Regions from separate parts of the Homo sapiens genome. Here region 1 is linked to region 2. A link is a contact called in ENCODE Hi-C or POLR2A ChIA-PET data. All regions are on one chromosome and are shown on one strand. Each heading gives the region's core, a stretch centred on a gene start or an enhancer-like site at or near the end of the contact. The rest is flanking DNA. Distances are from core to core; before and after follow the strand shown.

Region 1 (6,044 bases), core at 2,524-5,023, 500 kb before region 2:
ACCCAGAAGGCGGAGGTTGCAGTGAGCTGAGGCTGTGCCACTGCGCTTCAGCCTGGGTGGCAGAGCGAGACTCCATCTCAAAAAAAAAGGATTTGGGCCGGGCATGGTGGCTCACTCCTGTAATCCCAGCTCTTTGGGAGGCCAAGGCAGGGGGATTGCTTGAGCCCAGAAGTTCGAGACCAGCCTGGGCAATACAGTGAGACCGCCTTCTCTACAAAAAAATTTTAAAACTAGCTGGACATGGTGGCTCCCCAGCTACTCGGGAGGCTGAGGCAGAAGGATTTCTGGAGTCCAGGAGTTGGAGGCTGCAGCCTGGGCAACAGAGCAAAAAGCCTGTGATCTGAAAAAGTTGTGAACTTTGCTTTAGGAAGTCCTGCCACTTTAACTACAAACCTTCAAATTCTTTGTCTTTCAGCTTTAGGGTTGCTATATTTAAGCCAGGTTTAACAGGAGAAACAATTCCATCTTTTTTTTTTTTTTTTTTTTTGAGATAGAGTCTCACTCTGTTGCCCAGGCTGGAGTGCAGTGGTGCGATCTCGGCTCACTGCAAGTTCTGCCTCCTCCCGCCTCCCGGGTTCACGCCATTCTCCTGCCTCGGCCTCCCGAGTAGCTGGGACTACAGGCGCCCACCACCACGCCTGGCTAATTTTTGTATTTTTAGTAGAGACGGGGTTTCACCTTGTTAGCCAGGATGATCTCGATCTCCTGACCTCATGATCCACTCACCTTGGCCTCCCAAAGTGCTGGGATTACAGGCGTGAGCCGCCGCGCCCGGCCCTGTTTTTTTTTTAATCCTAATTTTTAAAAGCACATTTGCGATCGTCACACCCTGATTTTTCAAAAATAGCCTTGTGATTGTCGCTGTCTCTTGCCTTTCATATAGCTGAATCCGCTAGATTAGCCTCAGTGGTCAGCAAAAGGGAGTCCACGGCGCCTGACCTGTGCTCCGAAATATGCGTAATATTTGATGCTGAGTATACAAAACTGGATATATTCATGCCAGTAGAATTTTCAGAATTTTCAAAAGAAAAGTGAATTGAAATATACTGACAAAATATTTTAATGGCGATCTCAACAAAACATTTAAAAAGTCCTCAACAAAAATCAAATCAAACAATGTGCAAGAAGAATGATACACCATGACCGTATAGGATCTAGTCCACATACATAAGACTGTTTCAACATTTGACAGTCAATAATTCACCAATCAATACGCTAAAAAAGAAAAGTCACAGCATACCAATTAATGCCGAAATAGCATTTCAGAAGATGCTATTCATTCATTCATGATGAAAACTCTCAAAGTTAGGAATAGAGGGGCTCTCTCTCAATTTGATAAATAACATCTACGAAAACCTACTTAATAAACATACTTAAAGGTGAAAAAAGAATTGGCGACATTGTGGAAACCCCTAAGCATTACTGTTCAAGGTTATCAGTGCTTTCATTTTTCTTTCATAGCGGAATTCGGAGTGAAACAACACAAACTTACCCTACAGAGCGAGAAAAGTCTTGAGTGAAATTATTTGATACACCAAACAAGCAGATAAATAGGAACCCTGATTAGGTATTTGATGATATTAAATAATTGTGAAATTTTAGGTAATACTGCCATTATGGTTAGTTTTTATTTATTTTACTTTATTTTTTTAGATAGGGTCTTGCTCTGTTGCCCAGGCTGGAGTGCAGTGGTGCAGTTATGACTCATTGCAGCCTCTACCAGCCAGGCTCAAGCGATTCTCCCACCTCAGCCTCCCAAGTAGCTGGGACTACAGGTGTGCATCACCACGCCTGGCTAATTTTTGTATTTTTTACTAGAGACGGGTTTCGCCATGTTGCCTTAGCTGATTTTGAACTCTTGGGCTCAAGCAATCCACTCTCCTTAGCCTCCCAAAGTGCTGGGATTACAGGCATAAGCCACCTCTCCCAGCTTATTTTATTTTTTACCTTTAAGCTCTATTGGACTTGATATGGTTAGTTTTAAAAAGAGTTGTTATCTTTTAGAGATGTATGATGCGGTATTGAGAGGGGAAGTTATATGATGTCTGGCATTTGCTTCAAAATAAGTGGTATCGGTGTTGGGAGTGGGAGTGAAGTCAAACAAGATTCATTCTGCGTGGATCATTATAGTGGTTAGTGAGGAGCACATGGGGCTTCTTACTCTCTGTTGTCTACTTTGGTATCTTATCAATTTTACACAATACGAGAAGGTAAAATTACTTGATATAAAGCATGTTTGGTTTCATCTGTTAGGATGGTCTATCAAAAAGCAGAAAATAACAAGTGCTGGGAAGGAGGTGGAGAAATCGGGGCCCTTGTGCACGGTTGGTGGGAATGGAAAATGGTGCAGTCACTATGGAGAACGGTATGGCGGCTCCTCAAAACACAAAGATACAATCACCCTAAAGATAGAATCACCGTATGATCCAGCAGTCCGCCTTCTGGGCATATTCACAAAAGATTAGAAAACAGGGCCTTGAGGTATTTGTACACCAGCATTAGCAGCATTGTTCACAATGGCCAAAAGGTGGAAGCAACCCAGCGTCTGTTAACCAGGGAATGGATAAGCAAAACATGGTATCCTTCTAACGGAACATCATCCAGCCTCGAAAAGGAATTCCAACGCATGCCACAGCAGGGGGGCACCTCGAGGACATTATGCTAATGAAGCCAGTTACAAAAGGATAAGTGTGGTGTGATCCCACTCATATGAGGTACTAGAATAGTCAAATTCCTTTTGTTTTTTTTTTTTTTTTTTTTTGAGACGGAGTCTCGCTCTGTCGCCCAGCTTGGAGTGCAGTGGCGTGATCTTGGCTCACTGCAAGCTCCGCCTCCCGGGTTCACGCCATTCTCCTGCCTCAGCCTCCTGAGGAGCTGGGACTGCAGGCACCCGCCACCACGCCTGGCAAATGTTTTGCATTTTTTAGTAGAGATGGGGTTTCAAAGTGTTAGCCAGGATGGTCTCGATCTCCTGACCTCATGATCCGCCTGCCTCGGCCTCCCAAAGTGCTGGGATTACAGGCGTGAGCCACTGCGCCCGGCCTCAAATTCCTTTTTTTTTTGGAAACAGTCTCACTCTGTCACCCAGGCTGGAGTACAGTGGCATGATCTCAGCTCACTGCAACCTCCGCCTCCTGGGTTCAAGCGATTGTCCTGCCTCAGTCTCCCAAGTGACTGGAATTAGCATGGACTACCATGCCCAGCTAATTTTTGTATTTTTAGTAGAGATGGGGTTTCACCATGTTGGCCAGGCTGGTTTCAAACTCCCAACCTCAGGTGATCCACCCATGTCGGCCTCCCAAAGTGCTAGGATTACAGGCATGAGCTACCGCATCTGGCCTAGAATGGTCAAATTCTTTATTTTTATTTTTTTGAGACAGGGTCTCACTCTGTCATGCAGGCTGGAGTGCAGTGGCACCATCTTGGCGTACTGCAGCCTCGACCTCCCAGGCTCAGGTGATCCTCCCACCTCACCCTCCCAAGTAGGCGGGACTACAAGTGTGGCACCACCATGCCTGGCTAATTTTTGTATTTTTTGTAGAGACGGGGTCTCGCCAGGTTGGCCGGGCTGATCTTGAACTCCTGAACTCAAGCGATCCACCTTCCTCAGCTTCCTAAAGTGCTGGGATTACAGGTTTGAGCCACCACGCCGGACCCTTAGTCAAATAGTCAAATTCACAGAGACAGAAAATAGAATGGTGGCTGCCAGGGGCTGGGGGAGGGGAAATAGGAAGTTAGTATTTAGTGGGTGCAGAGTTTCAGTTTTGCAAGATGAAAGAAGTTCTAGAGACGGGTAGTGGTGGTGACGGTTGGATGACAGTGTGAATGTACTTAATGCTATTGGCCTGTACACTTAAAAATGGTTAAGATGGTAAATTTTTATACTGTGTATTTTCCCACATTAAAAAAACTTGTTTGGAATTTGGAGGAAAAATTAGAAGGCTCACGCCTGTAATCCCAGCACTTTGGGAGGCCAAGGCAGGTGGATCACGAGGTCAGGAGATCGAGACCATCCTGGCTAACATGGTGAAACCCCGTCTCTCTAAAAACACAAAAAATTAGCCGGGCACGGTGGCAGGTGCCTGTAGTCCCAGCTACCCGGGAGGCTGAGGCAGGAGAATGGCGTGAACCCGGGAGGCGGAGCTTGCAGTGAGCCGAGATCACACCACTGCACTCCAGGCTGGGCGACAGAGTGAGACTCCGTCTCAAAAAAAAAAAAAAAAAAATTAGAAGGCTCACTTTAAGCTTTCAAAAGTTGCAATTGTAGGAAGTGAGGATTACTTTGCAGGTTCTGTTTCAAATTCATATTTTTATCAACCATAACACAAGCTCTGAGAGGGCAGGGGCTGTTTTACTCACCATTATTTTCTTGGTACCTAGAAGACTACCTGGGCCTCGAGAAAGACGGATGGATGGATGGAAGAAGGGGGAAACAGAAGCCCCTTCTTCTGGATTCTCCTGCCCTGTCATTCCTCCTTAGCTCTCAGTTCTAGTTGGGGACAGCCCCATCTCCGTGTGCGGGAGATACCTAGACTCTAAACTGCAGTCTCAGCCCAGCCCCTTCCCCTTCTCTTCTCACCCCTGCAGCCACCTCTTCACCCCCAACTTCGTTCTTGGGACTCTCCTGGCATCCTACCCTGAGGCTCATGTGCAGGGTCTGGTCCCCTTGCTTCCTTCTTAGTGTTCAGGGTGGGATGTGCACCAGGGAGAAGGACATAGGGGTTCCTCCTCCATCTGTTCCTGCTCATTCCCTGGTCTTTTCTCATGATGCCACCATGCATGCCTTGCGCTCCCCAACACGAGGAGCCCGATGTAGCTCTCAGGCCCTGTGAGCTGGGTAGTGGTGAGCCCATGCCCAGCCATAGACCGCCTGGTGGCGGACAGGCAGGTGTCCCAGCCTGTGAGCAAGAGAGTGGATCCAGATGTGCAGAGCTTGCAAACAGCTCTCACCTTTGTTTTTTTTTTTTTTTTTTTTTTTTTGAGACGGAGTCTCACTCTTGTCAGCCAGGCTGCAGTGGAGTGCAATAGCACAATCTCAGCTCACTGCAACCTCCACCTCCCGGGTCCAAGCAATTCTCCTGCCTCAGTCTCCTGAGTAGCTGGGATTACAGGTGCCCACCACCACACCTGGCTAATTTTTAGTGTTTTTAGTAGAGACGGGGTTTCGCCATGTTGGCCAGGCTGGTTTCGAACTCCTGACTTCAGGTGATCAGCCTGCCTCGGCCTCCCAAAGTGCTGGGATTACAGGCATGAGCCACCGCGCCCAGCCTCACCTTTCGTAGAACAGCTGCATTGTGTGTAACAGTATGTGGTGGTATGATGCTTGTCCTGGGAAAAGTGAATAAATGCAGGGAAAGTTTCACTGTACTATTAAAAAACTCAATTGTTCTGTTAGCTTAAGAATTTATTTGACACTTAATGTGTGTGTTTTTTGTTTGTTTGAGGCAGGTCTCGCTCTGTCACCCAGTCTGGAGTGCAGTGGTGTGATCTCAGCTCACTGCAACCTCCACCTCCCAGGCTCAAGCGATTCTCATGCCTCAGCCTCCCGAGTAGCTGGGAGGTCCCAAGTAGCTCCCAAGTGTACCACCATGCCTGGCTAATTTTTTCCTATTTTTTGTAGAGACAGGGTTTTATCATTTTGCCCAGGCTGGTGTCGAACTCCTGAACTCAAGCGATCCACCCACCTCAACCTCCCAAATTGCTGGGATTACAGGCATGACCTACCGTGCCCGGCCTTAATGTGTTTTTATTTTAAAAATTAACTTCAAGCTGGGTGGGGTGTCCCACACCTCTGAGACAGAGTGAGACCCTGACTCGGAAAAAAAAAAAAAAAGAAATTCACATCAATGTAATGCACAAATTATTAAAGTGGCTCTTTTAAAGTGTACAAGTGATTTTCATGTAGACATCATTGGTTTTCCTTAACGGGGTGGATGTCAGTCAGTGGTTCTCAAGGGAGGAGGGAGGAGGATTGCCCCCAGGGGATCTTGGGGAATGTCTGGAGACACTTCTGGTTGGCACATCTTGGTGGGGAGGCCGCGGAC
Region 2 (5,596 bases), core at 3,097-5,596:
ATCCCGACTCGGACTGGCGGGAAAAGCGAAACTAACTCAGCCGAGCGGGGTCCCGCTTTCCCCGGGCTAAAGGGGGGACGGGTCGGCGGCCCCGGAGCGCCCCAGCCCCTCCTCGGGACCGCAACTCGTTGCGACGGTCCCCGCGCCCCGAGACCCCCGCCGCGCCTCGCCCCGGGACCCCCTGCCCTGCAGCGGCGGCAGCGCGGGGCGGGCCTGGGCCCCTCTCCCAGGAGCCGCGGCGAGGGAGGCGCCCCCGGAGCCACCGCGGGAGGGGCCGCGCCCCGAGTCCCCATCCCGTACTCCACCCGCTCCCCCGCGCCCGGCCCCGCGCCACCCACTCGGTCCCCCAGCGGCGCGATCCCCGCGTCCGCCCTCGCCCGGCCCCCCGCGCCTCCCCCTCCCGGGCCGGTCGCCCACCCATCGGGGTCCCAGGTGCCCCGCGCCGCCTACCGCGCCCGGGGTGCCGCCGCCGCCGCTGCTCTCCAAGGCCGAGGAGGCTCGGGCGCCCGGGCCGCGCCCGCCGCAGGGAGCGAAGTCGCCTCCTCCCCGCGGCCCCGGCCCCGGCGCCGGCGCCTGGAGCCTGGTTCCTGCTGCGAGCGCGCAGGCTGCCCGAGCGCGACTTCTGTGCGGAGGAGAAAAAGCAACCGACGGCTTTAAAGTGAAAAAAAAGAGAAAAGCGCCGGTGGGCGGGGCCGTCCCTGCCCCGCCCCGCCCCGCCCCGCCCCCGACCTCGGGCGCACGGACCACTCAGCACTGCAGGGAAGGCCGGGGGCGCGGGGCGCGGGGCGCGGGGCGCGTCAGCCCGGCGCTGGTTCGGCCGCCCCCTCCGCCCCCTTAGTCCGCAGCCCTCTCCCGAGCCGCCGCCCTGGTGTTGCCGGCCCGAAGCTCGGGTCCCTCCGGAGGCGTCTTTGGGAAACGCGTGGCGCAGGGCCTGGGTTGCAGCCGTGGGAGGCTGGAGTGGGGGCGGGGGTCTTACGAGAAGGAGAAATCTTCGCGGAGAGTGGGGTTGTCCCAGGAACCCCGAGCAAGGCCTCGCCGGCCTCCTCTGAAGTGCCCAGCGGGGACGAGTGGGCAGCCGCCGGGGGTCCAGGGAGCCTCCTGCAGCGCTGTTTCGGCCGCTCGCGTTTCGGTGCCCACGGGGACGGGGGCCTCGGACCTCGAGACCCTGAGGGCGCGGGCACCTGGCATCCGCAGGGCTGCTCCCTGAACAGGTCCCAGCCTCTGGGGACTTGTCCTGTGGCTCTAGCTCGTTCAAGGAATTTTCCTCCCCCTTCCCCGAACAGAGCAGTCACTTGGGACTGGGAAGATTTTAAAGACTTTGCTGTTTTGAGAGCAAAATCTCCTGGCATTCCCCACCCCTCGCTGTGTAGTGTCCATTGAAAACGGTGAGGAGTTAGCCTTTCTGGGGGAGCCGAAACAAATAGCGGGGCTTCCGTAGTTACTGTGTCTTTACCATAACCCAGTACAGTGAGGGTGGGACTAATGACACACTCACTGTAAAGGCGAGGAAACAGTGCCTGGCCCGAGGCCAGCTGTCCAGAGCTTGGAACCCAATTGAACTGTGAGATTACAAAGTTTGATGTCTCTCATTTTACGGTGCTGAAAATCAGTTTGGTTTAGCTTTGTTTGAACTCAGAATAGGATTACGGAGACTCAACCAACTGCCCTGGGCTGGGCGGGCCTGAGTGGGCATTCTGACTTTCCAGGTGCCAGCGGTTTAGGAATGTTGAACCCAGACTAGTCAGGTGGGCAGCCATGGCCAGCAGCTTAGGGGTGCTTCCCATTTAAAAGATCACTTGAGGCTGGAGGTGGTGGCTCTCACGCCCTTAATCCCCACACTTTGGGTGGCTGAGGCAGGCAGATCACTTAAGCCCAGGAGTTCAAGAGCAGCCCGGGCAACAGAGCAAGACACAGACTCTGCACAAAAATTAAATAATAATAATAATAATTGGCCGGGCATGATGGCTCACACCTGTAATCCCAGCGCTTTGGGAGGCTGAGGCAGGTGGATCACCTGAGGTCAGAAGTTCAGGACCAGGCTGGGCTTGGTGGCTCACACCTGTAATCCCAGCACTTTGGGAGGTCGAGGCGGGCGGATCACGAGGTCAGGAGATGGAGACCATCCTGGCTAACACGATGAAACCCGTCACTACTACAAATATAAAAAATTAGCCAGGCGTGGTGGCGGGCATCTGTAAGTCCCAGCTACTTGGGAGGCTGAGGCAGGAGAATGGTGTGAACCCGGGAGGCAGAGATTGCAGTGAGCCGAGATTGCGCCACTGCACTCCAGCCCAGGTGACAGAGCGAGACTCCGTCTCACAAAAAAAAAAAAAAAAAAAAAAAAAGAAGTTCAGGACCAGCCTGGCCAACATGGCAACACTCCATCTCTACTGAAAATGCAAAAATTAGCTGGGTGTGGTGGTACGTGCCTGCGATCCCAGCTACTCGGGAGGCTGAGGCAGGAGAATCTCTTGAACCCAGGAGGCAGAGGTTGCAGTGAGCCGACATCGCACCACTGCACTCCAGCCTGGGCAACAGAGCGAGACTCCATCTCAAAAAAAAAGAAAAAAAAGGTAATAATAATTTTAAAAGAGCATATGACCCCCTCCAGCCACTCTGCAGTTTGAGAACTGTTGTTTACTTGGGAGACTGGTGAGAGCCTCTGGGACAGGCCCATGGGGTGCAGCCCACGTCAGTCATTGCTGAAAATCACAGCTGCCTCTGATGGGTTCATTTCTCCTTGGGAGAGTAGCCCTGTTTGGTGGATTATTCACTGTGTGTGTGGCATCTACCAGACACTGGCATCTCATGGGGCTGGTGCTACGGCCACGTGGCCTGGGGCCATGGTGTTGTCAGCTTTGCTAAGAGGAACTCCACCAAGCCTCACCTCTTAACATCTGGGAAGCTTCCAGGGCAGACTGGGGCACTTTGGAGCTAGAGACCCAGCTTTGATGTTTAAGGCCCTGAAAGACAGTTCCTGATGAAAAGTCTTCAGCACCCCCACCCCACCCCCCTTCGGCGTTAATCTGGAAATCTCAGCTCTTGATCCAGTTGAATAATTAGACCCTGCTGACCTAAATTTCCCAGAAGAACCCCTGGGGAGTGGGCCTTCTCTCCTCCAGGACGCTGGGCAGGTTGGCCGGATGATGGAAGGCTGGTCAGCCGGCAGTGACTGCTGCAGCATGGGGCAATGTTGAGCAATCCTGGAAGCCAGTTTATGTGTCAGAAGGGCTCAGAATCACCCTAGCATGCTGATACTATTGTTTGTTAAAAAAAGATACATAATCTTGCAACATTGTGACATAAGCTGATAGATACTATCCAAAAATTTGAAGGGTGACTCAGGACTTATACAAAGATCTGTGTACTGCAGGGGTGAGTCGGGAGGGAGGTGGCTCTGGGCTCCCAGTGGTGTCATCCCCAACCCCCTCCCCAACTCCACCCCACCCCCACACACATTTTATCACTTGCATCAGCACAATTTGCTCATGTCTTTAATCTGTCTCCGGGAAATGGTGAAGAGAAACTTGATAGATGGTGAATTAGCATCAGCTGCTTTTTCTGATGATGGTTCTGAGCCTTGAGCTCTTAGCACAGAATCCTGCTGCCCTCACAAGTGTTAAAGGCTGCCATCTTCTCTGAATCCCTTTTGCTGATTGGAGCAAATGTGCAAAGGATTTGGTAATAGACAAACCCAATGCAACCCCCAGCTCTGCTATTCATCAGCTGTGTGACCTTGAGCAAGTTACTTAACCTTTCTGAGATTTCCTGTTCTCATCTGTAGAACTGCTCTACACATTTCCCCAGAAACTGGGGAGGTGGTGCAATCATTCAACCAACATTAACTGAACACAATTAATTGTGCTAGAATGAAATCAAGGATTTTGAGAATTTTCAAGATAATAGGTTTTTTTTTTAAAGAAAAGCTTGGTATCCACAACACAGAATTGTAGCAAGATCCACCAGAACATGAAGAACACTGAAGCATATTAATAAAATCTACATCTATTATGCATCCTTAGCATAAGATGTGTACTTATCTCATGATGCAAAACAGAAGTAGAGTGTTTATATGTTAATTAAAAAAAAAAAATAGAGGCAGGGTCTTACCATGTTGCCCAGGCTGGTCTTGAACTTCTGGGCTCAAGTGATCTTCTTGCCGTGGCCTCCCGAAGTACTGGGATTATAGGCATGAGCCATCACAGCTGACTTCTCGCAGAATTTTGATCTCATAATATTCCCTAATTTAGTACATTGATTCATTTTGTAGATCATTTGGTCATAAATTACTGTAGTGCTCACACTGGATCACATCTTGTCAGACAGCGACGCCTGCTGGCAAAGCATGATATTGCACTATAGCTCTATCAGACTTTGTTAATCACGAATAAAGGAAAAGACTAAGAGCAAAGTTTTGGGGAGATTTAAATGAGACATTAGATGATAAACAGGCTTGGAAAGAGTTCCTATGACTTTGAGAAAAAAATAATAAAGAGATGATATTGGGTTTGGGACAATAACTATTGCAAAGTTCTTCAAAAACACAGTGAAGTAACAGCAGACTGTGATATTGGTGCCTATCTTAAATCTTCACCAGTTGCTTTTAACAGTATTTCAGTTTATTTCTATCCATGGGACATCTTGAATATACATTATAATATAATTAATTAATTTTAATAGTATTAATGTAGTAAAACTCCATTAAACAATCAAAGTGAAACCCCCTCCAAGTATTTATTATTTGGCCCTTCAGTATTTATTTTTATTAAAAATTTAGGAACCTAATGAATAAATATGGAACAGTGCTGTTCTGCATGCTGGAGAGTGATAAACAACATGGACCAGGCTCTGGGCCTTAGAGAATTTCCATTTCAGTGGGAGAGACCAATAGTAAACAATAAATGAGATCATTCCAGATGGTAACAGTGTTAACAAATAATCATTTTATATAAGTTTGCTCTGTGATCTTTTTTTTTAAACTTAGAGAGGGAGAAAGACCTGTATTCAGTGGCTTCAGTTCAAATTTTAAGACTCTATATAAATATTCTAGAAAAGGTCACCTTTCTGTCTCAAATAACAGATCAGAGACTTCCAATAGTCAGGGATACATCTCACCCTCCTGTTCCCCACCACAGGGCTTGCTGTGTTTGGTCAACACCCTGACAAAGAGTCCAAACCGACAGGTCCAGCTTCTCTGCTCCATCCTCATCTCAGGATGCCCCTGTCCCCAGCCAGAGGATCAACGGCCTCATTCATTCAGCAAGCATTTATTGGATGTAAGTTGTATGCCTTGCTCTGTGCTGGGAGGTTTTAAAGTTAGTGTTGATCCCATGAGGGACCAGATTGGAGAATGAGAGTGAATTAGCTCCCATTCTGCCTCATTCCTGGAAAAATACGCCCAGGAGCTTGGAGCGTCAGTCCTGCCACCCTTCTTTTTTCTCAGAGGGAGTCTCACTCTGTTGCCCAGGCTAGAGTGTAGTGGCATGATCTTGGCTCACTGCAACCTCCACCTCCCAGGTTCAAGGGATTCTCCTGCCTCAGCCTCCCTAGTAGCTGGAGCTACAGGCACCCGTCACCATGCCTGGCTAATTTTTGT

Evidence for each region. A loop is a pair of places that touch in the nucleus more often than their neighbours do. ChIA-PET counts read pairs that join two places held with the same protein, here RNA polymerase II (POLR2A). Pooled maps may share reads with other maps.
Region 1: a loop to region 2 is called in a pooled map, with 2.3 times the contacts of the local background. The contact joins two enhancer-like sites. A Hi-C loop is called at or near these places in 1 of 50 pooled maps. POLR2A ChIA-PET finds 5 or more read pairs at or near these places in 3 of 52 experiments (AG04450, GM12878 and K562).

The regions. Positions count from the first base shown.
Region 1 is chr1:9,785,585-9,791,628 of GRCh38, reverse strand. The region is part of intron 1 of CLSTN1 (calsyntenin 1); the gene reads left to right. Among named protein-coding and RNA genes, the nearest start is that of CLSTN1, 35 kb to the left of the region's middle. RefSeq lists enhancers at 2,383-3,171, 4,805-5,305. Within about 2 kb of position 3,773, at least 7 of the 41 ENCODE cell types and tissues checked have a DNase peak (open chromatin) inside an H3K27ac peak, as active enhancers do.
Region 2 is chr1:9,287,926-9,293,521 of GRCh38, reverse strand. It overlaps SPSB1 (splA/ryanodine receptor domain and SOCS box containing 1), which reads right to left and starts at 628. Exons shown (of 3, transcript NM_025106.4): 1 at 451-628. RefSeq lists silencers at 524-593, 664-743, 794-963. Within about 2 kb of position 4,346, at least 3 of the 41 ENCODE cell types and tissues checked have a DNase peak (open chromatin) inside an H3K27ac peak, as active enhancers do.